2 separate regions of the Homo sapiens genome follow, and region 1 is linked to region 2. A link is an interaction called in ENCODE POLR2A ChIA-PET data of the cell type or tissue named here. Cell type or tissue: HepG2. All regions are shown on one strand. Links, peaks and the distances in the headings refer to the core of each region. The heading gives the core; the rest is flanking DNA. Region 1 overlaps LOC105377177 (a long non-coding RNA gene). Region 2 overlaps LOC105377177 (a long non-coding RNA gene).

What was found. ChIA-PET counts read pairs that join two places held together with the same protein. Peaks named below come from ENCODE experiments on the same cell type or tissue, not always from the same donor. Only the 100,000 strongest peaks of a DNase experiment are listed, where the experiment ranks them.
Region 1: POLR2A ChIA-PET joins it to region 2 with 5 read pairs; 2 of 35 experiments call an interaction of 5 or more read pairs at or near these places.

Annotation. Positions count from the first base shown.
Region 1 is chr3:80,681,461-80,698,474 of GRCh38, reverse strand. All of the region lies in intron 1 of LOC105377177 (a long non-coding RNA gene), which reads left to right. LOC105377176 (a long non-coding RNA gene) reads right to left here. Exons shown (of 3, transcript XR_940989.3): 2 at 15,679-15,788. Among named protein-coding and RNA genes, the nearest start is that of LINC02050, 75 kb to the left of the region's middle. In HepG2, for the core only: a CTCF peak has its summit at 9,430 (motif pointing right); no DNase peak of the experiment used is centred there.
Region 2 is chr3:80,608,218-80,625,231 of GRCh38, reverse strand. All of the region lies in intron 3 of LOC105377177 (a long non-coding RNA gene), which reads left to right. Among named protein-coding and RNA genes, the nearest start is that of LINC02050, 150 kb to the left of the region's middle. RefSeq lists a silencer at 15,259-15,468. In HepG2, for the core only: no CTCF peak of the experiment used is centred there; a DNase peak (open chromatin) is centred at 6,711.

The DNA of each region.
Region 1 (17,014 bases), core at 5,536-10,535, 72 kb before region 2:
TATACACATACATCTTTGCTTCATCTCACTAGGGAAAAATACCATGGGTAGTTATTGTACAAAATAAGAGATGTCAATAAAATGTTGGAAGAAAAACAAGCAGATGAGCAAGTGATAGCAGGACATTTCCCTAGATGGCCTTGGGATGACCTAGTTCTCCTCTCTTTCTTGCTTATAGATCTCAAGAATAACTGTAGAACATGCTGGAAATGCAATATTTTGAATTAGGAAGGACAGCCTGGGCTTTGTTCTCTCTCCCCTAGAAGCAGGATGTCCTTCAAAGTTTTGCCCCATAAGTCACATAGTCTCTGAATTATATAACCTCTGAAAGGGGTGAACTGCCTTTCAGAGTCCCTCAACTGTCGTGCAAAATGGGGCACACACAGTCAAGACTTTTTCTTCTCTGTACTGTTTCTTAAGCCTTGGGGAATCTGCTCATAATTGATCCAGTCTTCTGTGCCTTTCAGCTTATCAGTCAGTATTAAACCTGATTCACATAACTTGTATGTGAGTGAATTCTGTCACACTGGACTCAGATAAATAGGTAACTAGTGCATGATGGACATAAGCAGTAGCCCAGGATGCAGTGGGAATCATTATATAGACTTCAGTTTCTGGTACTTGGCGTAATAATCACCTTTGCTATTCTCCATGCAGTGAGAGTCCTCTCTTGGGATCCGTAATTACTGAGTCTGCTTTACAGTGATACTTTAGTAGGGAAAACAAAGTTGAAAGCTAATTGCTTGCCTAGAGATGCAACACAAGGCAAGTGTATTTACACATAGAATAATAGAATGTTTCTGCCAGTGAAACTCCTAAATACTTGTAAAGAGAGAAGATATGAAAACAAGAAGATTGATTGAAAGTTTGTTTGGACACCAGTTAGAATCCCGAATCCTCACCTTTGCTCCATGCAGCTATGACTTGTTCTTTCTAACAGTGACAACATACAGAAAATATCTTCTCCACTCTTGCTTAAGCAGACAGATGCCATATACGGTAAGAAGACAGAATATGGTGCAGGTAATGTGAGGGCAGTTGATTAAAAGTCAAAATGTAGTAGTGATACTCTTCCAACTTGTATGTCCTTTCTGGATGGACAGCTAAGCTTATATTCCCAGGCAGGGCATATCCTCACATTCTGCTATTTGGTTGCTAAAGTATTATTAATACAGCACATAGGTATACTAAGTAGTAAGACATATGGAGAAAGGACTGTTCTGAGTGGGAATATTTTAATGCTGGAATACGTCATTTAAAATAACATTTCAAACTACAAAAGAAATAATTTTGGAGGGAGTCCATTTTTTTCTGCACCTTGATTTATCCATTTATTAATTTAAACAATTATCTATCACATACTGGGTGCATAATTTTTCCTGCTTTTAAATTGGAATATAGTAATTGTAATGTACTGCAATGAAGACAAATAGAATTTTGTGAAAAATGCAGCTGGAGCATAGGATCTTTCTGGATGGTCAGGGACTGTATGTCTTGGAATTTAACTGATGAATACAGACTCAAGCAGATATGGAATAGGATATAATGTTAAATAAATGCAAATAATTAGATGAGATGGAAGATCAGTTGGCCTCTTCAACCAATGTAGATAAAACTCTGGACATTTTATGACCACAGAATGTAAGTCCGTTCATATTAATGATCAAATGGACAATATTTATTGTTACTAAATAAACGTGCATTTGTTAAGGATAGAACCAGAGCTGCATTAAGAGAAACTAATGTAAAACCAAATAAGCAGTTAGAAATTGAGTTCAGATATATAAGTTCAAAAGAGAAATAAGATAGCCAAAAGAGGACCGTAATCTGGCTGCCAAGCTACAGTAAGACATGCCAGAGGGGCAGAGTTGGAACACAAGAGGAAGTACCTCAATGTAGTCAAACAGGTTAGGACTGAAACAGGTTAGGCAAGAAATAATCACTGGAGAAGTGAAGGTCTGCAGACTTACATTACCTAGCTAATCGTGCTGCACACAAATGTCTACCTAGTGCTTAGTCCACACAATTCCTCATGGCATCAAAAGTTATTGAACTTCTGTGTATGTTTAAGAAATCTAGCCACAGAGATCAATGATTAACAATGGCTGGCAGAGATCCAAAGTCTACATGTTAATGGATGAAACAGACTAGTTTCTCCACCATGAGTAAATCCTCTTTGTCATTTTCTTCTGTCTTTTAAGATACCCATGTTTTTATTTATAGCACTTATAAAAATATTACCTTATTCATATTTAATACGAATTAATTTAGCAATTACAAACCACTTACATTTTCTACCTTCCTTAGCGTATTTATCTTTTCCGTGTAATTTGTCACCTACGATGTTACATATTTATTTGTGAATTTGTTTATTATTGTCTTTTTCACTAGAGTTTAAGCTCCAGTTTGGTGGAGGCTTTTTGTTTTAATCTTATCTCTATGGGCAACACATGGAGCAGGAGCCAAATAAATGTGTGTTGAATGAAATGAATACATATCTGTTGAACTGACTGGGAGAGAATAAACAGTTATTTAAGGATTATTATTTAACATTTGTTTTTCGTCTCTGGATAGCTATCTCTGTAACAATTGAGAGTCTTGTAGTTGTGTTTTGCTTACCATTGCTTAATCAGAGCATATAAAAGACTTAAAAACATTACAGATACTTGTTGAATGAATGAATAAGTGTTGGAAAATCTGACGTGTTTCTACAAACCTGTTAGGACCAAAAGAAGCTGATATATTAATTAAATATTATGAGATTCTGGATTCAGGAGTAATGCTTCAGAAACTAGAGGACAAATTGTGATGCCGAGTTGGAAAGATTATTTTCCACCACTCAACATCCCAGGCATAGAACAGTTTTGTGATATGATAGTTTAGAGGTAAAGTTTTCTGATACTATATATACATATATAATATATAATATAAAAAGTTAAATACACATACATATACACATACCATAGGTACCCTATATATAATATATATTATGTATATATTATATATACAGTATATTATATACTATATATACACAATATATAATATTCAGTATGTATATATTATGTATACATATATTATATACTCTATATACGTACTATATATTATATATAGTGTACACATAGTATGTATATATGTATGTGTATTTAACTTTTCATATTATATATTATATATTGTATATATAGTATAATATATAGTATGTATACATTATATATACATATATACATATATAATGTATATATAGTATATAATATACATATGTATATATTATCATAAACCAAGGTAAGTTATTTATTTTTACTTGAATTTCTTCTATACACCTCCAAATTTCTATGAATTTTAAGTTGTTATACTTTTAAAAATCTATTATACAAAAAACCCTTAGAACCCATTTGTATAGATAACTCCAAGTATCCTCATTTATTTTGCTATATATCCCAAAATACAAGACTTTTCAGTAGTCAAATGTAAAGCCAATAAGAAAAACAATAATTAATAATAGCTAACATATATCATGGCTTATTTTGTGTCAGGAACTTTAGATAAACTATATCAGTGAATTACAGAGCAATTCCTAAGTTTACAAAGATGGAAACTGACACTCAGAGAGGTTAAAATTTTAGTTATAACTACTACTAAAAGAAACTAAAGCTAGTCCTCTGAAGCTGAAAGACTGTAGTCTCAGGATCTTAAGAACATCATTATATTACTAAGGATGGCAAATTTGTATATACAGTTTTTCATAGCTCTCGACCTTTGGGACCTACAACCAATTAGCAAGCTAGTTAATTTCAGGACACATAAATAGAGGAGTAGGGCCGGAGGCAGTAAGTTAAGGCACTGAGGCCAGAGCACAAGGAGGCTGGACTGAAACAGCTTGTATTAACACTTATGCAAAACGTTATTGGTCTTTATCTTGCACTTATACAACAGCTAAAGAGAGTAAAGAGAGGTTCTCTGCTTCCCAATGATACTGCCTCACTCTCTAGGTTGCAATATTTAACATTTTGACTGATAGGAATTCATAGGTAGTAACCTTGATCACCAGACATACCAATACCAGATTGCTGGAGATGCTAAGTCTGGTCAAAGTATAACCTGAGAGGGAAAACTACTGAAGGGGCCTGAATGCTCGTCATATTTGGAAATAATTGTGCATCTATGAGATTGTTGAGTTGACATATTAAGCATTTCTTATTCCTTTTTTATATGAAACCTAATACTGTTTAAGCCATTATACGCTGGCTTTTTAAAGAAAATTTGTACAAGAATAGTAATTTGAACAGCATTCTACTTTTAACTCCTACTGCCATAGAAAGTAATGACTATATAGCTGTCTATGGCAGTAATGTAACAGCATGAGATCTTGCATTAGTTAATATTAATATTTCCTTAAAGGATACTTATTTTGTAATAATAATAAATGACAAATGTCAAAATTAATTCTTTTTATTCCTGTACTTTATGATTAATGTTTAAGGAATAAAGCATATGTAAGTATCAGAAGGTAGTTGAATGACAACTTAGAACAGAAACTTAAAAAGGAAAAACTAATTTATTAATATACACCATAAACTATATAAATGTGACTACATCAAACAATATGAAAAAGTTAAATACAGAATATGCCTCCCAAAAGAAGTTACACAACATATTAATACAAAATAGGCTGGGTGCAGGGGCTCACACTGGCAATACCAGCCCTTTGGGAGGCTAAGACAAGCAGATTGCTTGAGCTCAATAGTTCAAGACCGTTGGGTGACATGGCAAAACCCCATCTTTATAAAAAGTACAAAAAATTAGCCAGGCATGGTGGTGCGTGCCTGTAGTCCCAGCTACGAAGGAGACTGAGGTGAGAGAATCACTTGAGCCCAGCAAGTCGAGGCTGCAGTGAGCCATGATTATGCCACTACACTCCAGCCTGGGTGACAGAGTAAGACCTTGTCTCAACAAACACACAAAGAAACAAAAAACTTAAACAGTACGTTAGAAAGATCACTTATCATGACCAAGTGGAATTTATCCCTGGGATGCAAGGATGATTCAACATACGCAAATCAATCAACATGATATATTGTATAACAGAATAAAAGATAAAAAACGTATGATCTTTTCAATTGATGCTGAAAAAAGCATTTGATAAAATTCAATGTCGCTTCATGATAAAAGCCCTCAAAAAACTGGGGATGACATAAACATACTTCAGTATAATAAAAGCCATATAAGACAGACAGACCCACATCTAGTATCATACTGAGTGGGGAACCTTAAGACCTTTCCTCTAAGATCTGGAACAGGATAAGAATGCCCACTGTCACCATTTTTATTCAACATATTACTGGAATTTCTAGTTGGAACAATCAGACAAGAGACATATATAAAGGACAACCAAGTTGGAAAGGAAGAAGTCAAATTATCCTTACTTGATGATAATATGATCTTATATTTGGAAAAAACTAAAGACTTCACAAGAAAATTATTAGAACTGAAAAACAATAAAGTTGCAGTATACAAAATTAACATACAAAAATCAGTAGCATTTCTATATGCCAGCAGTGAACAATGTGAAAGAGAAATTTAAAAAGTAATCCCATTTACAAAAGCTACACATAAAATTAAATACCTTGGAATTAATCAAAGAAGTGAAAGATCTCTGTAATGAAAACTATAAAAACATTGATAAAGGAAATTGAAGAGGACCCCCGAAAAACGGGAGAATATTCCATGTACATGGATTGGAATAATCAATATAGTTAAAATGTTCATACTACTCAAAGCAATCTACAGATTTGATACAATCCCTATCAAAATGCCAATAGCATTCTTCACGGAAATAGTAAAAACAATCCTTAAATTTATATGGGACTACAAAGACCAGAATAGCCAAAGCTATCCTAAGCTAAAAGAACAAAACCAGAGGAATCACATTACCTGACTTCAAGTTATGCTACAGAGCCAGCATGACACTGGCATAAAAACGGACACATAGACCAATGGAACAGAATAGAGAACTCAGAAACAAATCCACACACATACAGAAAACTCATTTTTGACAGAGGTGACAAGAACATACACTGGGGAAAAGACAATATCTTCATAAATGGTGCTGGGAAAACTGAATATCCGTATGCAAAAGAACCAAAGTAGATCCCCATCCCTCACCATACACAAAAATCAAAAGAAAATAGATTAAAGACTTAAACCTAAGGCCTCAAACTATAAAACTACAAGAAACCATTGGGGAACATCTCTAGGACATTGGTCTGGGCAAAGATTTCTTGAGCAATACCCCACAAGCCAGGAAACGAAGCCAAAATTGGACAAATGGGATCGCATCAAGTTAAAAAGCTTCTGTTCAGCAAAGGAGACAATAGAAAAACTGAAGAGACAGCCCACAAAATGGGAGAAAATATTTGCAAACTACCCATCTGACAAGGGTTTATTAACCAGAACATTTAAAGGAGCTTAAACAACACTATAGGAAAAATACCTAATAGTCTGATTTTTAAAAATGGGCAAAATATTTAAAATATTTGAATAGACATGTCTCAAAAGAAGATACACACATTGCAAACAGGCATGTGTAAAGGTGCTCAATGGGCCAGGCACGGTGGCTCACGCCGGTAATCCCAGAAGTTTGGGAGGCCGAGGTGGGTGGATCACCTGAAGTCAGGAGTTCAAGACCAGCCTGGTCAATATGGTGAAACCCCGTCTCTATTAAAAATACAAAAAACAGCTGGGCGTGGTGGCAAGCGCCTGTAATCCCAGCTACTCGGGAGGCTGAGGCAGGAGAATCTCTTGAACCCAGGAGGCAGAAGTTGCAGTGGGCCGAGATTGCTCCATTGCACTCCAGCCTGGGCAACAGTGCGAGACTCCATCTCAAAAAAAAAAAAAAAAAAACACAAAAAAAAAAACAGAAAAGAAAAAGTGCTCAACGACATGGATCATCAGAGAAACGCAAAGCAAAAGTACTGTACTCTATCATCTCATTCCATTTAAAATAGCTTATATCCAAAAGACAGGCAATAGATGTGGAGAAAAGGGAATCCTGTACACTGTTGGTGGTACAACCACTATGGGGAGCAGTTTGGAGGTTTCTCAAAAAACTAGAAATTGAGCAGTCCATAAGATCCAGCAATCCTACTGCTTCATACATACTCCAAAGAAAGGAAAACAGTATATGAAAGGGATATCCACACTCCTCTTTGTTGCAGCACTCTTTACAATAGCTAACTTTTGGAAGCAACCCAAGTGGCCATCACCGAATTAATGGATAAAGAAAATGTGGTACATATGCACAATGGAGTACTATTCAGCCATAAAAAGAGTGAGATCCAGTCATTTGCAACAACATGGATAGAACTGGAGCTCATTATGTTAAGTGAAATAAGCCAGGCACAGAAAGAGAAACATCACATGTTCTCACAATGTGCTTATTTCACATTGCATGCCTATATCAAAATATCTCATGTACCCTATAAATATATAGATCTACAAATTACAAAAATCTTAAATAATTATTTTTAAAAACTCTTTTCTCAGAGAACCCATTGAAAATTGTGAAATCCCTATCAAAACAAAATTTTGGGTCCACAGGTATATTGCAACATCATTTGAATGTGTTTTTCTTTTAAATTATTTTTATTTATATGTATGATACAGTCATTTTTGGTTGTCACTAATTGATACTCTTGAAGTATACGTCTCTTTACTAGTAGTCTATCATCTTTCCACTGATGGATCACTCTCTGTTATCTTATTAGAAAAATTAAATTCACTTCTCTGCCACACAATTATTTATTTAAAATAATTCTTGTTTGAAATACTTTTATTCAGAGTTCATATTTCTTTAATGAATTTTTCACTGCATCAAATCATGATGTAATGGATTTTATGTACCTCGGGGCTAAAGTACATCAGAGTAAATGGGCAGTGAAATTTGAGGGCATCTTTCTTAGGACATTAAGAAAAAGGAGACTATAGTTTGAAACGTAGTTTCTTATTGGTTAAAAAAGATTCAGAAAATTTATACCTCAAAAATGAGTAATTTATTAAAGATGTCTGTTATGTCTAATTATTAGAAAGCATGGCAAATTATTTGAGATCAATTAAGAGGAGAACATTTCTTTCTAACTTGTATATAAATAAAACATTTGAAAGAGATTATATTTAATTTTGTGGATAAGCACTGCGATAATAAATATATTGTCTTTTTTTGAATTTATGAATTATTGGTAAAAAGTTATATTCAGAAATTATGTATCGGAATCTCTCTCTGTTTCTTTCTCAGTTGCTTTCTGTCTCTGTCTTTCTCTCGCTTTATCTTTCCCCCGCCCCAACACATATATATACACGCATACACACATAACATATATCTCAATATATCTACACCTGCAGTGAATTTCAACATGGAGTGGAGCTAATATTTGGGTTGAGAAATAAGATTTTGGTATGTATGTACTTTTTAAAAAATACTCTATATTTTCACATATAATGACTGGTGATATTTTAGGTAGTATAACTAAACCATATTATAGTAACACATGCTTTTTGACACCAGGATCCTTGCCTAACTCATGGCTTTATTCTTAGGTTTATTAGAGTAACTGCCTTATAGATAGATAATAAATAACTATTAAGTAAATACTCAAGTGTTTAAAAAATGTGAGTAATTTCAGGAGGAGGATAGTTTTAAATGTATTTAAATACTTTGTTATAATTATGTTCATTAAATGGGAGTTTTTTTGGTTTGTTATATATTAAACTTCCTAATTTATAATATTTAAATCAAATAAAAGACCTGAACGTATGTTATACAATCTGAAAATTAAATGATGAGAAGGTTTTCCTTACATTTATAATTTATTGCATAACATTCACATTGCTTTTTTAAAAAAAGCATTTCTGCGCGATTGAGAGAGAATGAGGAAAAAGTAGAAAAGAATAAATATCAATTAACTCTTGTGATATTCTTTTGTATTATTCTAATAAACTACTCAGAAAAAATACTCCATGTGCTATGTATTATTGATGGTGCAGATGGTAGTGAAACATTGAATAATTATTTTTTTAAAAATATTCACCTGAAACTCAATTCTTTGCTTTTTATTCATTTAAAAGCTTTGGGCTTTTGTCGTCTTTGCTTTCTATTGTATAAATACTTACAAACAATTAATAATCCCCTCTTCCAACTCCTCAGCTAATTCATCTTTCATGTAACTGAACCAAATCTTGATTTTGAAAAATTATCAACTTTATACATTAAATATTATTTATATATAATACAACATATTCTATTTGCATAGAATGTGTAATACAATATATCATATTTATATATGATATATTATAAATAATATAATAATAGGTTTTTACACTTTTGAATATTTTCACATGTAGCAGAATCATACTGGCTAAAATAACCTACAAATCGACAGCAGAGGGCACCCATTTCCTGCTTTGAAGAAAAACTGAAATCCTTCCCTATAAACATTTTTCCATAAACGTGTATTGCTTTGTCAGTTTATTTAGAAAAGAAAGAAAGGGTATTTGCTTTTTCTCCCAGAAAACATTAAGAAAGAGAAACAATTGATAAATACTTGTGGTGGAATCAATTATGAACATAAATTAAACTCAAATTATAAAACAGTAAACAGTTTCTAAAGAATATAAACATAAAAATCTATTATCTATTTACCTTCATTATCATCATGTATAATTTACCCATAATTTTTATGTATATTTATATCTATGTACCTATAACTGTTACTTATGCTTATTATAGTAAATCCTTACCTCCGATGTATTATTATTGATAACAATCTTTGTAATTTTGTAGAACAACTACACAGAAATTATCTGCTTTAATTTAAATAATTCTACTCATCTACTGTGCATAGTTAAATCCGTGTATGCGCATGAGTGTGTGTGCGTGAGAGAGACAGAGAGAGAGAGAAAGAGACAGGAAGAGAGAGTGAAAAACTGTTTAATATTTTGGAGTTGTCAAGCATTTTGATATAAATGAATTATTAGACTCTTTTTTACACACATTTAAGAGAAAGGAATAGAGCCTTTAATGCAAATAGACACTTTTCAGTAAATCACTAAAGATTTTGAATTTAATATGGAATTCAATAAAAATTTTTGCATTCAATTTAGCTTTAAATAACTTCCTTTGGTTTACATTGTATTTTATTTTATTTTTATTTATCCAATAAAGAACAGGAGGGAATATTATCGATTTGATAGCCAGAGGCTTATAAGCGAATGAAGTCAGTCTCTTTGGCGTTTGCCCTGCTATCTTTTTGGAATAAATTGTCCCTTAATTGGTGAGCGTAGAGAATATTATTTTAATAAATATTTAATGAAAAAAGATGTTTTATCTATTCATTAGACACCTTAGTAATATATGCTCATTAGAAGAAAATGAATAAGAGTATTTAATATTCTTTGTTTACAACAGATGACATAATAGAATATATTAATATATAAGCTGTGACCTTCACACTTTGCCAGTTTTAGAAACAAGGAGTAAGTTGCCCTCTCATACTCTCTTCTATGCTTTATGTTAATTTATTTTCAGCTACATAAATTAAATTAACCTTTAGTGATAGTCATATATAATCTGTAATTAGAAATATAAATATTTTAAGAGTTTTTTTTCTTAAAGTTAAAAATTTTAAGGTTAAAAACATTGATCAAAAGTGAGTATTGTAAATAATATATTTAATCTCTAATATGTTGAATTTTTAAGGAAATAAATTAATAGGAAGATGTCTATGAAGCACCCATGATTCGTTTTCTTGAAGATATAATTTTACATTTGGAAAATACCCATTGAATTCAGTTCAATGAGAAAAATAAGTAAAATATACACAAATTTAAATAGAAATTGAAAATTAAGTATTTAGTTAATATTGTATACCAAAATTGTCTTTTATGTATTCCCACTAATTTATTGGTACATTAAACATTTCAAATTTTTAAATTAGAATTTAATAAAATCTGTAAGATATGAATGATATGTGACTTCTATATATAAGTTTGAATTATAGTAATGGTGGTTTTAATTTCCTTTGCTTAAAATTAAAATATTGATGATTATATGACTGAAAAGTTTTTAAACAGCATTTTTGAGACAAACATCTGAAACATTCACTTGTGAAAACTTTTTTAATATTTAAATAAAATATTTAGAATTTGATTATTTTAATTTCATAATTAGAGATAAGTTAACAAAATGGAAGAAAAGAGTTTATATTGTTTATTGAAATATGTAATTATTTTAAAGATGTTTTTGCTGGAAATAAAGTACATATTTTGAGCTCAAGTTGCTACTCTCAGAGGTAGATATTATGCTGTGAATGATGAAAAGAAATTAATACATCCTGAATAAAAATAAACAATATTACATTAGTCCTACTGCTCACAAAACACTTTTGAGATACCTAAAGTTATGAAACATACTAAACTCTTCTTAAAATTCTATGATAAATATATTATTATTTCTCATAGCTAAACAAACAATAGTGAGAAGCAAGACATGAAACAGTTTTCTGAAGATTTTTGTTTTGGACTTTATAGTCTTATGGAATAGAAAAATTATTCCCTGGACACTAGAATTGAGACATAAATTTACATGTTTTAGAAAGAATATGTGCTTGATATTAGTAAACAAAAAAGACACAGGCACAATTAGGTTTGTTTTTAAAAATGTTAAAGAGTTAAGGTTTTATAATTGATAACTCCTGTCTGTATATATTTCACTATGTATTTTCCATAGAGCTATACATTCTAAATATCTTTCATTATGACTGTTAGCTATCTCCATATCTTCAAAACTATTCTTTGATATTTATTATATTCAACTTTCTTGTATAGTGCCATAGGCTTAGCAATGAAAATATGTTTAGTATGAATAGTAATGTTGATGAAATAGTGGCATTAGTTTTCCAGTTGGTAGATGTTATACTTTTCCTTCTCTGATTTGTCTTTTGTGTTCTATTTACCATCTATTTAAAAGAAAGTTGATTTTAATCATATAGATTTTGGCAACAGTTTTCTATGCAAAATGACAGCTGATTCAAATTGTCAGCAGCCTTATGAATCAATGCAGATAGCCACATGATTGATCCAGTTATTTCAGTCGGTATAGATTTTGAACAAAGCATCAGCTGTGCCACAATCTATTTGGCCCCAGAAACTGCATCATTTTTCTAGGCCCTATCTTTTAGAAACGGAGGTGCTGGACTGAATACAAATTCGCAAAAAGTCATTTAATCAATAAAGCAGAAGGCAATGAATGACAAGTAAACCTGTGTGGACAGGAACAAGCCAACTGCTCTTTATGGTAGTAAATATGAGACAAAGCATTCCTAGTGTTAAATAAAAACAATCGTGTTTTAGAATAAATAGCTTATTAGTTAATTAGGATGAATAACCAAAGTCCAATTAAAGATAGTCAAAATATTGTAAGAACTAATAATGCAAGGTGTTAGAGGAATAAGAGTAGATTTTTAGCCTTATGTTTAGCTCTTTGCTTTATCACTCCCTTCACATCCAGCTTTTTCTGTTTCTTTTAATGGCTGAATCACAGAATTGCAACTTCAATCACATTCAATTTATATTTTTCTTTTTCTTCTTCCATTCAATTAATATGTCATTAGATATTCTATTACTATCTCGACTACCAGCCCCTAAAAGACATTGTACAAGTTGCTTGTCACACTGTATCTCATTTCATTTTCCTATGTTTATGAGGTAGGTTATATAACTAGTTCTTGGTCTCAGATAAAAGCATTACAATGTTCTCATAATGAGTAAATAAAAAGCAAGGCCCTGAATTCAGGCCTATCTTCCTCCAAGATAATTTTAACAATGACATAACACTGTACCCTGAGAAATTCAAAACTACTTTTCTCTTCTGTCCATCAATGCTTCTCCATTTTCTACCTCCACTAACTTAATCTATTGTGTAATTTGTTTTGAAATTGTTTGCTATCTCTGATATCTCTCAAAATGTAATCTATCCTACTAAATATAATTGGAATAATCTTTCTATATCATATCTGTGCTCAAAAGAACTTTAAGAATTGCTTAGAATTAAGAATTTTTAGTAAAATTAAAATGTTATTACTCAAACAAAAATTGAATAGAACTTTCCTTAGGCAAACATATCACTTTTTAGAATACAAATATTGTCAGAGTAATATTTCAGACTCAATGTCTAAATCACGTATTTTCTTCTTAGAAGTTGCTCAAGTATATTTTTTCTGAACTGGATTTATACTATAACAAATACTTTTATAATGTCTTCAAGAGAAGAATTCTTTAATATATGATATAAAACACTTGAGAGCAAAAGAGGATATGTAGCTTTTTAAGTTGGCATTTGAGAACAACAACCAAAAAATCTCTACATTATTTATATTCCCAAGCAGAGGGATAAGAAGCTTTCTACTAACAAAAATGCTTCATATAAGTAAGTTTGAAATAGCCTGATTTGGCTTTCATGGTTGTAGAATAATAAGTATCAAAATGGTGAAAAACATTTAATAACTCTCTGTTGCAGGAAAAAATAGAGAGTTATTTACATTGTTCTCTTAAGTCTTGATATTTTAGATAGTTTAGTCAAAATAATTTCATATATTTTCATTATGAAAGTGAATACTTTTTCTGTAAGCCTAAACATATTATAAACTAGGAAAAGTTATTGGACACTGTCAATTTTTTACTTCATGTGAGGCTGTACAAAATTTACTTTGACATGAATAATGCCAAAATTTGAATAAGTGGACTGTGGCCTTTGAATTAGAGAAGAATATGTACCAAATCACCAATCAGCACTGTCTAGTTCAAATAGAATCCTCCTTGAAAAGTGTCTGAAATGATTTCTAATCATAAGAGGAAAGATGATTTGAGTTTTAATACATTTTCAAGCCCATTTTTTTTAATATTGATGTACTTCTTCTTCTTTTTTTTTTTTTTTTTTTTTTTTTCAGACAGAGTCTTGCTCTGTCGCCCAGGCTGGAGTGCAATGGTGTGATCTTGCCTCACTGCAACCTCCACCTCCCGGGTTCAAGCAATTCTCCTGCCTCAGCCTCCTGAGTAGCTGAGACTACAGGCGCCTGCCACCACACCCGACTAATTTTTGTATTTTTAGTAGAGATGGGGTTTCACCATGTTGGCCAGGCTGGTCTTGAACTCCTGACCTCAGTTGATCTGCGTTCCTTGGCCTCCCAAAGTGCTGGGATTACAGGCATGAGCCACCACGCCCAGCCATTGTACGTCTTGAGCAATAAAAATTTAAATTAAATACTTTAAATTTTAGTTTTCCAATTAAATAAAATGTATATGGACTTAAAACTTGAAACCATCATTCTCAGCAAACTATCGCAAGGACAAAAAACCAAACACCGCATGTTCTCACTCATAGGTGGGAATTGAACAATGAGAACACATGGACACAGGAAGGGGAACATCACACACCGGGGACTGTTGTAGGGTGGGGGGAGGGGGGAGGGATAGCATTAGGAGATATACCTAATGCTAAATGATGAGTTAATGGGTGCAGCATACCAGCATGGCACATGTATACATATGTAACAAACCTGCACGTCGTGCACATGTACCCTAAAACTTAAAGTATAATAATAATAAAATTTAAAAAAACTTGAATTATTGTTAAATCAGAATTATATACCTTATTGTTTTTACTATAATATTAGGAATTTTTTTAAAGTCAAAATTTTAGCATTTTTTTCCAACAATTATTAAGCAATTTTAACCTCATTTAAGGACTCAAATACACAGCTAAATATCAGCTGTGACTTCTTTTATTACTATTATCTACCCCATATTTAATTTAATACACTTTGTACTGTTTTATTGACTGGATCTGTATGTATGTCTCTACAGTCTAGTGAAATATTGTTATACCCCAGCATCTATGCATGAATGTAATATAAAATATTTATTGGCACTTAAATATCTGCCAACCTCAGGAACATGTTCTATACCTATAATATCACGTCTTAGAAACATAACCCAGTTAAGTAAATGTGACTATGTGACAGATGGGGTTATGTTTAGACAGCTAATTAATTTTTGTAATTTTATAATGCTTGTGACGAAAATGAGTTTTGAACCCAAATGTGTTTGTGTCCAAAGACCAGGTTATTAAACATGTTACAACCTTATTACCAAAGAATATCACATAAAATAGCTTCTCACTAAATGCTTAACGTGTTTATACTTATCTAAACCAGGGATCAGAAAACTCTGGACCATGGGTCAAATGCTGCCCACTTCCTGTTTTTGTAAATAAAGTTTTATTTGAACATATTCCTATTCATTAATTTATATATTGCTTATGGGTTCTTTCCCAGTACAGTGGCAGGGTTTGTCAGTTACACTAGACATAACATTACCCACAAAGTCTAAAATAGTTACTTTTTAGAAAAAGCTTGCCAATCCTTGATGTAAACTATATTACATCTGTAAAAAGGTACCTGTGACTGTATATCAACATAAAGAAGATGACCACCTAGATTTTATGATTTTAGTGATTATAAATTATGTAATTGCCTTCCCTAAATACCTCCTTAATCCACTGTGGTAGACTGAATAATGCTACTCCCTTCCAAAAATGTCCACACCCTAATCCTCAGAATCTGTTAATGTTACCTTATATGGCAAAAGAGATCTTGTCAGTGGGATTAAATTAAGAATGTTGATGTCGAGGAGATATTCCTGGATTATTCAGGTGGGTCCCAAATATAATCATGAGGGTCCTCCTAAGAGAGAGCAGATGATCAGAGTGTATCAGAGAAGATGTGACTGCAGTAGCAAACTCTTTGTGATATGCTTTGAAGATGAGAAAAAGGCACTGGCCAAGGAATACAGGGGACTTAGAGGAGCTAGAAAAAACAAAGAAATGGAATCCCTCCAGAGCCTCAAGAAGTATCCAGCCTGGTGACACCTTGACTTTGGCCAAATGAAATTGATTTCATACTTCTGCCCTCAATTGGTGTGGTTTTAAGCCACTAAGTTTATGGTAGTTTGTTACAGCAGCAATAATAAACTAATACACTCTCTGACTGAGACCTGAAATCTTTTGAATTTGTAAGACACATTTTCTATCAGAAAATTCTTATTGGGTAACAATGATACCTTTGAACATCTGACAATAGCAATGGATAATTTCCACAGAAAATTTTGAACATACATATATACATAATTTTTTGCATTTAATTTCAGAGTTTAATATATCCCCCATATAACTAATTTGTGGACTTCCTCGAGTTCTATGGGCTTCAAATGCTGTACCTGTAATTAATTGGCTTGGTTATAGCTATCAAGAAAATGATGACAATTGTGCTTTATCTATTTCTCTATCAATATATGTTGGTATTGTTTATCTGATTTTATGTCTCCTCCCTCTAGAAAGAAAACACTCTGAGAACATAGGCTTGGTCTTTTGTTTCATCAGTCAATAATTGTTTCCTAAAAAACCACACATATACTTAATAAGTCTTTGTTGAAAGAATGAATGTATAAATAGATTGATGAGCAAATATTGAGCTGGTTTGGACTTCTTTAGGAATCCTAGATATTTATTAAATAGGGAGTTGACAAAGATAAAGTTGACAGCAGTGTAGAGTAGAAAATGGATTAAATCCAAAATGACAATATGTAAGTATTCTAATAAAATAAAATTAAATTAAATTAAAAACTGTTAGGAGTCTAAGTGATGCAAATTTAGTGATTTATCAGAGCAATTTTTCATCTCAGCTCTCCAAAAAGCCCGCAGATATATTCAGACAAATTGAATACAAATTTGATTTGGGAAGCTTTTAAAATATTATGATTCCTAAACTTTCTTAAACAGGTACATCTACAACAAGGCCCCCAAATCTGGATTTTATAGAATTTCCCAAGTGATCTTATGGAGAAATCAGATTTGACAAATCTGATTTGATAAGCAATGCTTGAATGCACGTTTCTCTTTCCGTCCATACCT
Region 2 (17,014 bases), core at 4,482-9,481:
GGTACTCATGTCTATGGGAAAGTGTGCGTGTGTGTGTCGGGGGGGCAGTGGTGGGAGGACAGTCTGATAAAAGCCTTGTCTTTACTTTGGAATTGATTATAGGAGCCACAATGCTCTACAAGTGTTCAATATTTACATGATTTCTATTGAGCTTTTCTTTTTTATGTCCTTTTCTCAAAAACAAACTGACCAGTACAATTAAGAAATATACTAATAGTATTTTATGGACAAACATTTGAATCATAATAAAATAAAGAAAAAATGATTCCCACAGAAACATATATATATACACATATATATATATCACAATTTATGGATTATTTAATTGTCCCATGAATCAAGGCAAGAGACTCAACAATGAAAGAAACTCCTTCCTTGGTGTCCTCTTTCATTAAATCATTAGATGCCCCAAGTTAAAAGGCCTGAGCTTTGGCATCAGTTATAAACCATGTGATTTATATCCATTATCTAATTTTCCATTCACTACGTAATCAGATGAAAAAAACTAATATTTTTCTAGGGACTATAATTTGTTCAAAATCACTTATCTAATAAAGGTTAAAGCCAAAATTTAAACATATATCTGCCAGATTTCAAAGTCTCTGCTCTCCCCATAATGATATGCTGCTTCCCTTCTGAAAATATATCTAATGACCAGGCTTTTGCCATATCAGGATTCAGTTAAATTATGAAAAGAGTTATCTGAATTTCAGAGAAAAAGATGTAATATTTTTCACGGTACAAAATAAATTGACTATCCTATGGACAATAATGCCAGCTGTACCAGAAGACAAAAATATTAAAATATTTATAATACAAGGTTTAATAACCATTATTTTTAGTAGCAAGTATATTTAAAAATGACTTGAGTGTCACCCACCTTTCTGATGTATTTATCGTATATAATCACACAATGTGAAAAACATTATTTGGTTTGGGGAAAACAGAATACAAATGTTTAAAACATTTTTACCTTCTTTTAAACCCTAATCCATTTGGAAAAAGTATCTTCAATATAATTGTGTCATTAAATCACAAAAATGGAAATTACGTTAACAGCAGGATGTTATCTTTTATTGAGGGCAAATAGCAGGGTTGCTGCTAATGAGAACATCATCAATTTATCAGCAAAAGGTCAGCCTAAAGAGCTCTTTACCTAACTTCTCCCTAAGTAGTTATTTTCCCCTTTTGATGGCATATTGCACTGACAAGCTAGACTCATATGTGGCTATATTATTAGGAATCAATCTCTTTTATAACAAGAAATATGTAATTGCAAGATACACATTGAGTTTGGTAGAATACTCTGAAGTTAATTTCTTTCTCTATACAAGATATTAAGATAATTGTGGTAATGTAACTTTCTTGTTCATTTATTTTTTAACAGTTTGACATTATATTTTAGTATGTTTTCATGCAAACATTTGGAAGGTGTAAAAGTATATTATGTAATGCATAAGTTTATGCATGGATTAAGATAGGCCTTAGTCCACATTGATGTGATTTTTATTCTTATTCTCCTACTTGCTTGCTCTTCTAACAGAAAGATGAAGTGGTAATCAAAATAACAATATCATTTATTGTGAATGTGCCATCTGCCATGCACTAGTCTGTTTTATAAACACCTTTCTTTTTAATTAATAATGACCTTGTAATACTTACAATGATAAATTTTTCTTTGCTTTTCTGTAGATATTTGAAGGCTGTCACAAGAGTTTGTGAATATTTGATTAGAATTGCTTTACTAATGATATTCAATAATTTAGATTCAGGTCTTTGGAATATAAGGCTGTGGAAGTTGTTGATTACATCACTTGAAAGTCTGTGCTTATAACAGCAAAATACAGCACAGAATTACTCTAATTAATAACAGGAATACTACTATGAATAAAAAGTAGCCATTAATTCTTCAAAAGTAAGGCCTAGGGCAGGCAGATTCCATCAGGCACCTCATTTTCCAAACCTGGTCTCATTATGACTTTTGTTTTGAAACGAAGGAGACTAAATAACTGGCCAGTGGGCTAAAACCTAGAGAGAAAAAATTAATTCAAACCTCACTTTTCCAGTGTTGTGATGGTTAAATTTATGTGTCAACTTAGGTAGGTCCTAGTACCCAGATATTTGGTCAAATGCAAGTCTAGATGTTGCTGTGTAGTTATTTCTAAAGGGTAACATTTAAATCAGTAGACTTTGAATACAGCAGATTACCTTCCATCATGTGGGAATGCATCTCTAATAATTACTTGAAGACTCTAAGAGAAAAAAGACAGATGTCTTCTGGAGGACAAGGTATTGGGCCAGCAGATTACTTTTGGACTGGAGCTACAACATGACTTCTTCCCTGGGTCTCCCAACTTCTGGCCGACCTGGCAGATTTGTGACTTGCCAGACTCCAAAATTACATAAGGCAATTCCTTAAAATAAATCTCTCTCTCTCTCTCTCTCTCTCTCCCTCTCCCCCTCCCTCCCTCTCCCTCCCTCTCCCGCTCCGTCTCCCTCTCTCTCTCTTTCTATCTAATCCATACCTAATATTCTATTTGTTATGTTTCTCTGTATAACCCTGATTAACACAGTTTGTGAATATGCCACTGTAACTGAATTTTTAATTTTTTTTTTCTTCTCCAAATGTATATATATGTATACTCAATCTTTATAATTTCGGGTGCTTTTCACCCAGTTTTTTTGATAGCATTTTGGCCTTTCTTTTTAATCACCATAAATGTTTTTCACTTCATCTTTCAAAAACTAAATTGGCGGCCCTCAAACAATTTAGATAGGGATTAGTCTACAGCCCGTATCATCTTCTGGCATGCCACAATGCATGTTGTTTTTTGCATATCATCTTTATTTTTCTCTTTTTGATAGTTATTATATGAGATAAAAAGAGAACCATTTCTCAGTGATGTTACAGACGAGTGAAGGGAGTATACAGATAAGTAAACTCACAATTGTAACACAACATGAAATATGTCAGGGCACATAGATGTTGCACATTTGGGATGTAAGCATACTATTAGAAGGGCCAGAGGAGACTTGCAGATGGAAATGATTCTTAGGCAGATATCTGTAGGGTGAGTAGTAATATTTAAAATAATATATATTACCCTTTGTATGTTTCTGTAACTAGCCTATGTGTTTTGCAAGCATTAACTCATTTAATTTTATCACAAAAAATAATGCTAATTGTTATGATTTCCTTTTTTTTTTTTTTTTTTTTGAGGCACAGTCTCGCTCTGTCGCCCAGACTGGAGTGCAGTGGCCCGATCTCAGCTCACTGCAAGCTCTGCTTCCCGGGTTCACGTCATTCTCCTGCCTCAGCCTCCCGAGTGGCTGGGACTACAGGCGCCTGCCACCAAGCCCAGCTAATTTTTTGTATTTTTAGTAGAGACGGGGTTTCACCGTGTTAGCCAGGGTGGTCTTGATCTCCTGACCTCGTGATATGCCCACCTCGGCCTCCCAAAGTGCTGGGATTACAGGCATGATATGATTTCCTTTAAAAAATAAGGCCAGGCGTGGTGGCTCACGCCTGTAATCCCAGCACCTTGGGAGACCAAGGCGGTCGGACCACAAGGTCAGGAGATCGAGACCACCCTGGCTAACACGGTGAAACCCCGTCTCTACTAAAAATACAAAAAATTAGCTGGGTATGGTGGGAGGCGCCTGTAGTCCCAGCTACTCGGGAGGCTGAGGCAGGAGAATGGCATGAACCTGGGAGGCGGAGCTTGCAGTGAGCCGAGATCGCGCCACTGCACTCTAGCCTGGGCGACAGAGCGAGGCTCCGTCTCAAAATAATAATAATAATAATAATAATAATAATAATAATAGTAATAAAATAGTTAAAAATGAAGAGACATCCAAAAAGGTAAAAGAGATGAAGGCAAGAAGAAAAAGTTATCTTGGTAGAGGGATCAACGTGGGTGAAATCATGGCAAGAGATAGCATGGCAGAGTGCAGCAACTGAGGTATATTTAATGTGACCTGGTTGTTGTTTGTTTTGTGTTTGTGTATACGCTGTGAGTATTTTAAAGACCAGGGAGGCCGGCCACAGTGGCTCACAACTGTAATCCTACACTTTGGGAGGCCAAGGAGATTGGATCACCTGAGGGCAGGAGTTCAAGACCAGCCTGGACAACATGGGGAAACCCCATCTCTACTGAAAAAAAATACAAAAATTAGCTGGGCGTGGTGGCGGGCACCTGTAATCCCAGCTACTTGGGAGGCTGAGGCAGGAGAATCGCTTGAACACAAGGGGCAGAGGTTGCAGTGTCCCGAGATTGTACCACTGCACCCCAGCCTGGCAAAAGAGCGAGGCGCTGTCTCAAAACAAAACAAAACAAAACACCAGGGAATGAGGAATGGGGATAGTAAGCAACGATCCCAGAGTAATAAGCAGAGACCGTGTTTAGCTTTTTGGACTTTACAACAAATTTTCATATCTTTACATGATACAAAAATTTAATATTTTCTTCTATGTATTTTATTTTGTTGGAGATTGTATCCTGATTTTAAAATACGAATTAAAATTATAATTGTGTTGCTGAGTGTATTTTTCTGTACGTAGTTATAAACATGCCTACCTGGTGGTGGTATTGTGAAGATTTTCAGCAGTTTTAAATTTAAACTTGCTTATCCACGGTTGCAAATATTTTTACTAGACTCTTACTTTTCTGTCCCACTTTTTGTTCAGTATCCCATATGAATTTTCAAAGAAAGGGCACTTAAAATTTTCTGGCTCCAGTTACTAATTGACGGACTCATTATATTTACCAAACCTAATTCACACATGAAGTACCTTTTATATAAGCTAAAAGAGAACTGAATTCATATGTATATAATAATGCTTATTACACTGATACCTGATCTCATTTATTTAGTTCCCAGCCTCAATTTCTGCATTTGCCAAAAGCATGAGTAACCACCCTTCACTGTGTTGAAAAAGATAGTAAAAATATATGAGGCAATGTTAGAACTCAAGAGTCTTTCTACAGATGAGTACTATAGTGTATACGTTTCTGGAGTAATGCACTTTTCACATTTTTTTGTGTGTTTATATGGCTCTCTTTTCCTGTATGATTTCAGAAACAATGTATGCAGCTTTTGGGACTAAGTCTCTTAACCTAACAGCATTATTTAGAATTTCAATTCAAAAACACTTAGTTTGGCAAAAATATTTTGTTTTATACAAACAGTTTAGATAACATATTGTCAAAATCTTGTTTCTTTAACTTCGAAAACAGGTTGCAGGCTGTCAATATTGATGACTACATTATATAGGAGTTAGCATATATCATGCTCTTTGAATTGGTGATCTTAATTCTACAGTATATGTTAAATAGAATTTTAGTTTACTAAGATATATTAAACCAGTTAGGGATAACTGCAAAAAGTGAAGATGTAGAAAACTGTGCACATTACAGAGTCTCATGCTATATATTTTTCTATCAATAAATAAAATTACAAAATTAGATAAAATGATTTAACTCCAGTTAAGTGAAGATTGTCATGGTATTTTCTTTAAAGCAACTTATTAAGTTAATTACTTAAGGATTTAATGTTTAATCTGATACTCCTTTGCACTAGTGATAATGTTTAAATCAGTATATTCTTATCAAGCCCTTAGTAGCCTATAATAGCATAATCATATGACTCTAAAAATAAGAATTATAACCAGAAAGGCTTACAGCAATTAAAAGGGAAAAACTAATGTCTCTACCATAAACTATTAGACTTCCATTGTAGTTATTGCCCTAATGTAGGTATCTAGACCCATACATTTGACAGTTTAAAGACCAAAGTTCTCAGAAATGTTTTCTCTTTCCTAACCTGTATTTTAAAATAAGTTAACATTGCTAGAAGGAGTTACAAAAGCACCAGTCAATGCACCCATAGATCCAATCCCTTCCTTCTTTTTATTGTCTATGTCCACATTTTTGGACAATGTCTTTTCACCATGTGCAGAGTGACCAGCTTTACCCCTTAGCTCTATGTGCGCTTGGTCAAGGACTGAAGTAGAAGTAAATAATATACCCGTTCTAAGCCTAGGCTTTTGGAGGTGATTTATGGGTAGGTTTCTATTTGCAAGTGTGTGTCCCTCGCATTATCTTGAGGACGTGCCTAGGCTGTTCTGCTGTCCTGGATGGAGCATTTGAGATGCATGATGAAGGACTGAGTTAAACCAGCTGCCCAGCATAGATAAGCTGAGTAGAATAACTTAATTTTTTTCATTAAGTTTATTTTCCAATTAACAAAAAGAACATCTGTAGCAATGCTTTTGGCTTTGTTAGCTGTAGCAAACTTGCTGGTTTATGCAAAAGTGTAAAAGTGTGACACACATAGATCCAGCTAAACAATAAGAAGAAACTGGTATTTATATACACAAGTATATTTATATACATAAACCATCACATTGAGTAGTTTGATCTCTTTTCCCTACAGGAAGACATATAATCAGCTTTCTTTGTTCTGATACAACCATTCAAAAAAGAAAAACAAAGGAAGGAGGGATGATTTAATATGTGGAAAAGCTGTACTACCAGCAAAGATTTGGTAGTACAACTCTTGCCATCTTCCAATCACACATTGTTCAGATGTGCTTTGTAAAAGAGTGTTTTGATCTTTAACTAGAATTTCAGAGAGTTTTTCAAAGCAATATGGCTCTTTATAATCTTTGTGTCAACGTCATTATCTTTTTTACTTATAGGAAGACCTTTCCCCCTTCATGATGCATAAAAGAAAAGCAAACATTTAAACTTCCTACCTTAGGCAATAATTGCTTCCTGCAAAGTGTCAGCTCATTTGTGAGCTGTTTCATGTACTCGCCAAAATAACGAAGTTATTTTATGTTTAGAAAGGCTCTAAAGATGATCCTTCATGATCTAGTTCAATTGTCCACCAACACTGATTTAATATGTTAATATCGACTTTATCTTTTTTTCTCTAATTTTTTTGTTTAAAGGAAAATCTTCACCATGATTTAAATTAGCCCTCAAAATATAAGTTGCAGAGATAAAGTTTGTGTGTGTGTATGTGTGTGCGTGTGTGTGTGTGTGTGATGTAACACCCAATACTTATTTAATTTGGAAATAATACTTTTTCTATTTATGTGATTTTTAGCAATTTTAACTATATATTATTTGGATTAAAAATAGCAGATAACCTTAAGCAACTTCTGAGGAATCAAAATAATTCAATTTCATAAATAAATATTAAATATATATTAAATACCAGGCACTTTTTTAGTTCATTAATTAATAGGAAAAAATCTTTCCTTTCCTGGAAATTATACTCTAGTTGAAATTTTCTACAGTTGGCACATAATTGTTTTATGATTAATTAATTTATGGCACAAGAACTTATGTAATAATACTACGTGTGAAGTTCTTTTTGACGTTGGGTTATGGTATACAAAAGAGTTATAATACATGTCAACATGGAGTACATTGATTTGTGGGTTGTGGAACAGAGGATGTAAACAATTAACAAATAATTAGGCAAGACAGTACAAGTTGTGATCAGTGTCATAAAAGACATTTTCAAAGAGATGAGAAAAAAAGTAATTAGAAACCACATATAAGATAATCCAAACTAACTTCTCTGGAGCAATGTTATTTGTGTTAAGATCTTATAGATGAGAATGAGCAGGACCTGCAGAAAACTGAAAGGATATTTTGACATATTCAGAGTATTAAAAAAGAGTACAAAATACAATCAAACCTAAGAGTAATGAAAGAAGCACACATCAAGCAAAAATTAGATATGATTTAATATATTAGATTGGCAAATTATTATCTGATAACTTTTGAGAAACGAAAACTCTCATACATTGAAGAAGTTACAGTAAATTGATTATCAATTTGGAAGTATATACTATTACTATTTAGTAATATTTACAAAAACTACTGTGTTCTTTGGAAGTGGGTAATGGGTACAGGCTGGAAAAATTTTGGAGTGCATGCTAGAAAAAGCCTCTATTGTCCTGAATGTACTGGTAAGTGTCACTCTGGTGAAGACTCAGAAAGAAGACTATTGAGAAAGACTCAACCTTCTTAGGGAATACTTATGTAAGCCTGAAGAGAATTTGCTAGAAATAGGAATGGCAAAGACCATTCTGATGAAGTATCAAATGGAAATGAAGCACATATTATTGGGTAACGAAGGAAAGGCCATCCTTGTTATAAAGTAGTAAAATAAAAATGGCTGAATCACATTCTGGTGTTTAAGGTAAAACTCGTGAGTGATAAAACTGGGTATCAGAGGCTTTGGTTCCCAAAGGAAACAAAGAGAAATCAGTTTCTCTTATGATGGATGGGAATTAGTGTTAGGACAATGAATAGCAGCTTACGAATGAGGCAGAATGGAAGAAGTCTCTTAGGCTATGTTCGATTAGACGCTATCGCTTGGTTGTCGCATGCTGTGCATCTGAGATTGCGGATAAGAATTCAAATCTGCAGATCAAACAGATTAAGTAATGAATGATAGACTGTTATTTAAAAAGAGAAAGGAAAATTTGTGTGTAAGTATGGGTTATTTGGAATTAAAACTTTGATTGCTAAAAGAAAATATCAGGAGTAGCTAAATTACAAAATTAAGGAAATACAATAAAATTCACACTTTGAAATACAAATCAATCATGATAATTAATCCAGGAAATCCAATACTATTAATAGCCATTTCAGAGAACATAGAGAAAAGGATGGTTGAAATAATTTGTACAATCCCCTAACCATCTCCTTGCTGCCATAGCCCTCTTTTGGCTGGCAAATTGTTAAATGAAATGAACTAAAATTAAAATGAAAGACTTTAGATATACTACAGATTTTTTTTATTATACTTCAAGTTCTGGGATACATGTGCAGAACGTGCAGGTTTGTTACATAGGTAGACACGTGCCATGGTTGTTTGCTGCACCCATCAATCTGTCATCTACATTAGGTATTTCTCCTATAGCTATCCCTCCCCTTGCCCCCCAACCCCCAACAGGCTCCCTAACCCCCAGTCACTGGTGTGTGATGTTCCCCTCTATGTGCCAATGTGTTCTCATTGTTAAACTTCTACTTATGAGTGAGAACATGCGGTGTTTGGTTTTCTGTTCCTGTGTTAGTTTGCTGTTCCTGTGTTAGTTTGCTGAGAATGATGGTTTCCAGCTTCATCCAAGTCCCTGGAAAGGACACGAACTCATCCTTTTTTATGGCTGCATAGTATTCCATGGTGTATATATGCCACATTTTCTTTATCCAGTCTATCATTGATGGGCATTTGGGTTGGTTTCAAGTCTTTGATATTGTGAATAGTGCTGCAGTAAACGTACGTATGCATGTGTATTCATGGTAGAATGATTTATAATCCTTTGGATATATACCCACTAATGGGATTGCTGGGTCAAATGGTATTTCTAGTTCTAGATCCTTGAGGAATTACCCCACTCTCTTCCACAGTGGTTGAACTAATCTACACTCCCACCAACAGTATGAAAGCATTCCTATTTCTCCACATCCTCTCTAGCATTTGTTGTTTTCTGACTTTTCAATGATTGCCATTCTAACTGATGTGAGATGCTATCTCATTGTGGTTTTGATTTGCATTTCTCTAATGAACAGTGGTGATGAGCTTTTTTTCATATGTTTGTTGGCTGCATTAAGTGTCATGACTAAAACACCAAAAGCAATGGCAACAAAAGCCGAAATTGACATATGAGGTCTGATTAAACTAAAGAGCTTCTGCACAGCAAAAGAAACTATCATCAGAGTGAATAGGCAGCCTACAGAATGGGAGAAAATTCTTGCAATCTATCCATCTGACAAAGGGCTAATATCCAGAATCTACAAAGAACTTAAACAGATTTACAAACAACCCCATCAAAAAGTGGGTGAAGCATATGAACAGACACTTTTCAAAAGACGTTGTTTTTTTCATAAACCTTGTCTTTGAAATGATTTATTTTCATTCTTTGTTTCCATGCTTTACTTGTAAGTGTTTGAGCTTGAAGGGTCGCATGTAGTAATTAATTTATGCTGTTGGTTTCAGATAGATCTAATGCCACTTTTAAGAATAACCCCTTAAGCCAACAGGAGTTTATTATTTGCTTTACTCATTAACACATGCTTAATTATATAAAATTATATGTCAGCATCTATTGATGTGATCTACATTCATTTTCTTCCCTTAAAGTATCACACCAGTGAAATATATTACTATACATCTTAATATACAAATATACAACATAATACATATTATTAGAATAAACATTTGGATTTTATAGGTTTTATTATAATATTGAATACTTTTTAGACATATTAAAAATTATTTTCTACTATATTCATAAATGAAATTGCTCCCTAATTTTATTTGGGATAGCTTGGTTGATGGTTGCTATCAATTTAATAATAATCTGAAACATAACTTTAAAAGATCATCTTTTTCTATAATGTGGAATGCTGTTACTTATAGAATATTGATGTGATTGTGATAATTATATATAAGTTTTACTATTAATATATGTTTTGTTTTACTTATTTATTATATTAATTAATTAATTTATTTATTAATTTATTTATTTTGAGACAGAGTCTTGCTGTGTTACCCAGGCTGGAGTACGGTGGTGTAATCTCCACCTCCTGGTTTCAGGAGATTCTCCTGCCTCAACCTCCTGGGTGGCTGTGATTACAGGCACACACCATCACACCCAGCTAATTTTTGTAAATTTATTAGAGACGGGGTTTCACCATGTTGGCGAGGCTGGTCTCGAACTCCTGACCTCAAGTGATCTGCCCATCTCAGCCCCCCAAAGTGCTGCGATTATAGGAATGAGCCACTGTGTCCAGCTAGTTTTACATTTTATCTCATGATTAGGAAGTGTTTTATTCCTAAGTGTTTATAAGCAACTTATATAATTTTCTTTGAGTTGATTTACTCATCTATAAAGTAGAAAAATTGCCTCAATTGTTTTATGTTTGTTTTTCAAGAATCTGAATTTCCTTTGAAAATTAATGTATTAAATTATTTGCCATAATTATATTCTCTGCTTTTAAATTAACATTTAAAATATAATTTAGGCATAATTTGCCATGTTTACTATCATTTCCTATTTAATTAATGCTTATATAGAAAATTAATATCTACATAGTTATAACTATATCCATTCATATATAGATCCATATCTATATATATGGATAAAAAAAGACAAATTGGAAATAATTACCTTTGTAATTTTAAGTATTATATTTGATTTTTTTAAATGAATAAATTACTCAATACCTATAAAAAGCTCAAAGTAATACTTGACCCATGTTTATTGTGGAATACATGTTATTATCTATTTTTGCTATTTAAACTTTTAGAGTTTTTTTACGTGTCTGTATCTGTGTTTTTTTTCCCTGTGTGCTCAAACTTACAGACCTAAGTGTTCTTTGTTCCATAGCAGAAACCAAGTAAGGCTCCTAAGTGACTGTGGAAATCCTCCACACCTTATTCAATATCAGAGCAAAACCAATGGGAAAGGGATTAAAGTTATTGTGATTTTCAGCTTCCTAAAGATTCTGTTATTTGTGTGGAGAAGAAGTAATATTGTAAGGTGATAGGACATTGAATTTTACATTTATTCAACACAACCTAGATTTGGCTGCTTGTTAAGGTTAAATCCGACAAGAAAAGGGACCTTTCAAGCCAGTCTATGAAATAAGCATTATTGGATGTCTCATTACCATCAGTCCCTCTTCACCAGGTCACTCATAATACCTGTAGCCCCAGCTACTGACTAGGTAGTGCTTCAGTTCTCTTCCTCTGTGTAGGGCTCCACAGAGTCTGTCTATTTTTTGACAGGAGGCATCACTCACGATCAAGATACACTAATGAATCTGTGTGTGTTTGTTTATGTGTGTGCATGTACAACACAGGATTGGGAGTCATACAAATAATCTATTGTGCCTTCCCCTTTTCCCTTCCTCTTTGTTTTGCAATTATGGTATTTGTGGCAGCACAATCAACCTATGTTTTCCATCAAAATATTTTCTAATCTAATTCCTTCAAGTTTCACATATTAGGGAGGGGATCACTCTTTTAATCTCTAGTGACGATTTGAAAATCTCCCTTTTACACTGTGTGACTCATTTATGTAGAAAAAAGGAAAAGTTAAACTTGAGATTAGAATGACATACACATAACATGTAATACAATGTAGCTTCTTTAAAAGAAGTTTATGTCAAATTAGCAAGTGAATAGGACTGAAATTTTATAACATATTTAAAGAATTTAAATTAGTGGCTGATAAAGAATGTATAATTATCATCTTTATGGTAAAATAACATGAACCTATACTAGCAGATTCCAAGGAGTACTTTTTTATCTAGCAACATTTTTAGCATCTAAATTAAAATATTAAAGACATAAAACACAAATCAGTATTTTTATCTTCTATCTGCCTGTTATCCAGAGATCTGTATTCTTTTAATTGCCAACTTCAAATACTTAAACTTTAAAAAGTCCTTAATGACTATATTATTATTCATTCATTCATTCAGTTGATTGAATGATTCAACAAATATATATTTTGTTCCCATTATGTGCCAAGAACTCTCGTAGGTGCTGCAAATACAAATGGGAAATAAATTCCTGCTCTCCTGGAATTTACATTCAACTGGGAACAAACAGAATGTAAACAGGTCAATGTCTATTATGTTAATGGTGATAAGAGCTATGAAGATGAAAGCTGCTTTACAGCGTGGTAAACTGTGGGTTGAGTAAGGTACTATTCCAGATATAGAAGCATTTGAGCAGAAACCTGAATGAAGTGATAATGAAGAAGTCTTTCAGATGTATTAGGAAAAAAATTTCAAACCATAAGGAACAGTAAATGTAACACTGCAATAAGCATGATTGGCACATTCAAAAGTGAAAAAGGAGATGAGTGACTGAGGCCCACTGAGTAAAAAGAGTAAAGATAGAATTTTAGGTCTGGGAAAATAATCATAAGGTTGTAGTAACTGGGACCACCTGGTAAGCAAAGGTAGGGGCATGAGATTTTATTCTGAGTGAGTTAGGAGAGGGATGGGAATTTTTGTTTTTGTTTTTTTTCCAAGAAGTGATGTGATTTGGTATATGTCTTCACTTTAAAATGATCACAACTATGACTGAGAATAGACTACCATAAATCAGTTTTAAAATATTGATAATTAAGCAAAGCATCTAATTCTAAAAGAATATATTAGCCAGTAATTTGTCCAAATTATATATTTGTTTAATGTAAAATCTATTCAGCAGATAGCTCAATAATATTAATGACCTTCTGCCTACCCTTTCCATAACTGTGACTAATATATGTAACTAAGTAAACTAGAGAAATTATGTACTATTTCCTATTCAAAATCTTTGGGATTTGTACTCTAATGAAAACTGATCCTGTTTTTGTTTGCTTCTTAATGTGTGTTGGTTGGCTTTTGCAAAGGTGTGAACGTTTTTGTGCCCTCAAAATTCATATATTCAAATGTAATCACCAATGTGATGATGTTAGACGGTGAGACCTTTGAAAGGTGATTAGGTCATGAGGATAGAACCTTCATGAATGGGATTAATGTCCTTACAAAAGAGGCCTGAGAGAGCCCCAATATTTCTTCCATGTGAGGATATAGGAAGAAGGATGCTGTCTGTGAGGAAGCAGGCCTTCATCAAATACCAACTCAAGATCATTGCCTTGATCTTGGACTTTCCAATCTCCAGAACTGCGAGAAATAAATTTCTGTTGCTTAAAAGCCACCTTATTAATGGTATTTTGTTATAGTAGCCCAAATAAACTAATACAGCTTTATTGTTTTATTTTGTTTAATGTTTTAAGAAACGCTGAATCCCAGCTATTGCAGAATTAACAATGTTTAGTGCCTACATATCTATTTGTTTTTGCTTAGTGCTATTGCTACAAAAAGAAACAGAATCCAAATTTTTAAAATAAAACAAGTGTTTGAATAACTGAAATATTTGACATAAGGATGTATATGATCACATATTCTTGGTGTGTGTATGTGTGTTTACTCTATTTTTGAAAGGTCCATTCGATCAAATCAGTTTTATTTGCATAACAGAGTTTCTTTTTGTATTTGATCTTTCATCAACATGGCTTTTTAAATTTCACAGAAGAAACAGAGCTATAGTATTATTTGTTTGAATTTTTAGAGATAAAACAATCCAAATAAGCAAAATATACTGTTTCTCTAGCTATCTAGGGAAGTTTAGTACAGTTTTTCCAAACTAACATCATAAGTGTGACCGTTTATTAATTATTGTAATTTACACATTGAACATTTATATTCTTGAAATTCATAATCCTTCTAAATATCTCAAATAAGTGAGTATGACTGTAATTTTCATTTTACTGGTAGAGAAATTGAGACTCACAAAGAATGTATAATTTTCCAAAGATCACACAGATATTTGGGGGTATAGACTTTACACTCTACTACTATGTGGTTTTGCACTTCCATGGAAGTACAGTATGCCACACTTTGCATAAAACCATATCCACACCCGAGTGCTGGTGGCTCTCTGCTCTTTTAATCAAGTATTTATCTTTTCCAAAATAGAGAGCCTAAGTGGGCAACTTGGTTGCCATGCCACTTGGCTGTCTTGTAGAAGTGTTCTCGGGCAGCATTCTTCACCAAGTTGTACCTGAAGCTGTTGACTCCTCTAAGATCCAGCTCTTGTAGTTTTTGTTGTAACTCTTACAGTGATTTTTGCCCTAATATGTCAACGTTGGGGTTTGTTTTACACAATATATGAAATATAAGCCAAAGATTTTCAGAAAGAGAACAATTCAAGACTACCAAACAAATTCAAAATTTAATAGTGCTCTTAAATAGTAGGTTTCTAGAGGCACTCTATTTGACTAAAAACTGGTTTGCATAGATTATTATTTATTTTTAAATATATCTTGTTTTAAAGTGCCAGCAGAATGAACTAAACAGTAGAAAGAAAGATGGAAGCATTAGGTTTCGGGAATTTGTCCGTAAGCCCAAGTAATATTTTGTGATAAGATTTGCTAAGAATTTTTTACAATCTTTGCTTAAACTAGATCTGTGATTATTGATAGAGAAAAAGTATAGGCAGGAAACAAATATGTAAATATCCAGTTCGAAATCTAAGGTGGTGTTGTAAATCATAGAGTAGAGCTGATCAGAAGAGAAAAAATCAAGAATAAAGAAGTCATAACAATTTTTGAATTATATTGAAAAGTAAAAGTAAAATGATATCTAAATATATCTGGCAAAAGTAATGAATAATCTTAATGAGAACTATAGAGTGACCAGAGTAAAAGACAAAGGGAACTGGGAGGCGTGGGTGTAGCAAGAGCAGCTGCAGAAAACACTTTTTTTTTTTCTTTTTTTTTTTTTTTTGAGACGGAGTCTCGCTCTGTCGCCAGGCTGGAGTGCAGTGATGCGGTCTTGGCTCACTGCAAGCTCCGCCTCCCGAGTTCAGGTGATTTCCCTGCCTCAGCCTCCCAAGTAGCTGGAACTACACAGAAAATAGATGAGAAGAAAAAGAGAGCTGTGTAGTTGAAGAGGATGCAGGATTATCAAGTTCTTATTTATACATTTAAATATTTATTTAATGGTAGGACTTTATCCATAATGTTGAATAGAAAACAATTTGGAGAAGGCTACATACAATATGATAAAATTCATATACATTTTTTAGTGAAAAATGTATCATATGTACATATCTATTTTTAATGGAAAGATAAGCCTCGAATTTATTAACACTGCCCATGAGCATAAGGGGAAGTACACAGTTAGGTCGGGCAGGGGCACAAAGGGGCATCAGCTGTATTTGTAGCCACTTAGTTTAAAACTATGTATATGTATATAGTGATTATATTAAATTTATAAATATATTTTAATTCCTATTATTGTCTGTAATTGTACTGAAAATTTTTGCATTTGGAATATGAAGTAAACAATCGATGTTAGATTTCTGAGTTGTAAATTTCAATGTTATGGCGAAAACCTAGGTATAGCTTTTTACTTTATCATTCATAAATAATATATCTATAACCCTGTACAGAGAGAACCTGAGGACTAGATATCTAGGCAAATATTTTCAACATATACCTGACAAGGCTAGACAATTAATTTTAATAATATGACCTAGAGGCTGGGCGCAGTGGCTCATGCCTGTAATCCCAGAACTTTGGGAGGACGAGCCGGGTGGATCACGAGGTCAGGAGATGGAGGCCATCTTGGCCAACATGGTGAAATCCCATCTCTACTAAAATACAAAATATTAGCCAGGTTTGGTGGCGCATGCCTGTAATCCCAGCTACCTGGGGGGCTGAGGCAGGGGAATCACTTGGACCCAGGAGGCGGAGGTTGCAGTGAGCTGAGATCGTGCCACTGCACTCCAGCCTGGCAGCAGAGCAAGAATCTGTCTAATAATAATAATATGACCTAGAGCAGTTAAATAAAGGAGATAAAATATATAATATTGGGGATTGATTTCTAATTTCTTAGAGTATGCTGAAACCATTCTTTTGTTGAATTGAAAATGATATCTTCAAAAGATCCACTAGCTATCATCAAATGAATTTATCTGAGTAATACCCTAGAAAATAATAATGTAGGTTTTTTAATTGATGCCAAATATAGAAAGTAAAAATTTCATAATGCACACCTCGAATCTGCAACAATGTGATGATCAGAAATATTTGAAACCATAGACAGTTTAAAAATGTGGGCTTGGAGGACAGAAGAGACTTTCTCTTTTCTTTTCCCTTTTTCCCCTCCCTCCCTCCCTTCCTTCCTTCCTTCCTTCCTCCCTTCCTTCCTTCCTCTCTACCTTCTTTCCTTCCTTTCTTCCTTCTTTCCCGCCTTCCTTTCTTCCTTCCTTCCTTCCTCTCTACCTTCTTTCCTTCCTTTCTTCCTTCTTTCCCGCCTTCCTTTCTTCCTTCCTTCCTACCTCTCTACCTTCTTTCCTTCCTTTCTTCCTTCTTTCCCGCCTTCCTTTCTTCCTTCCTTCCTACCTCTCTACCTTCTTT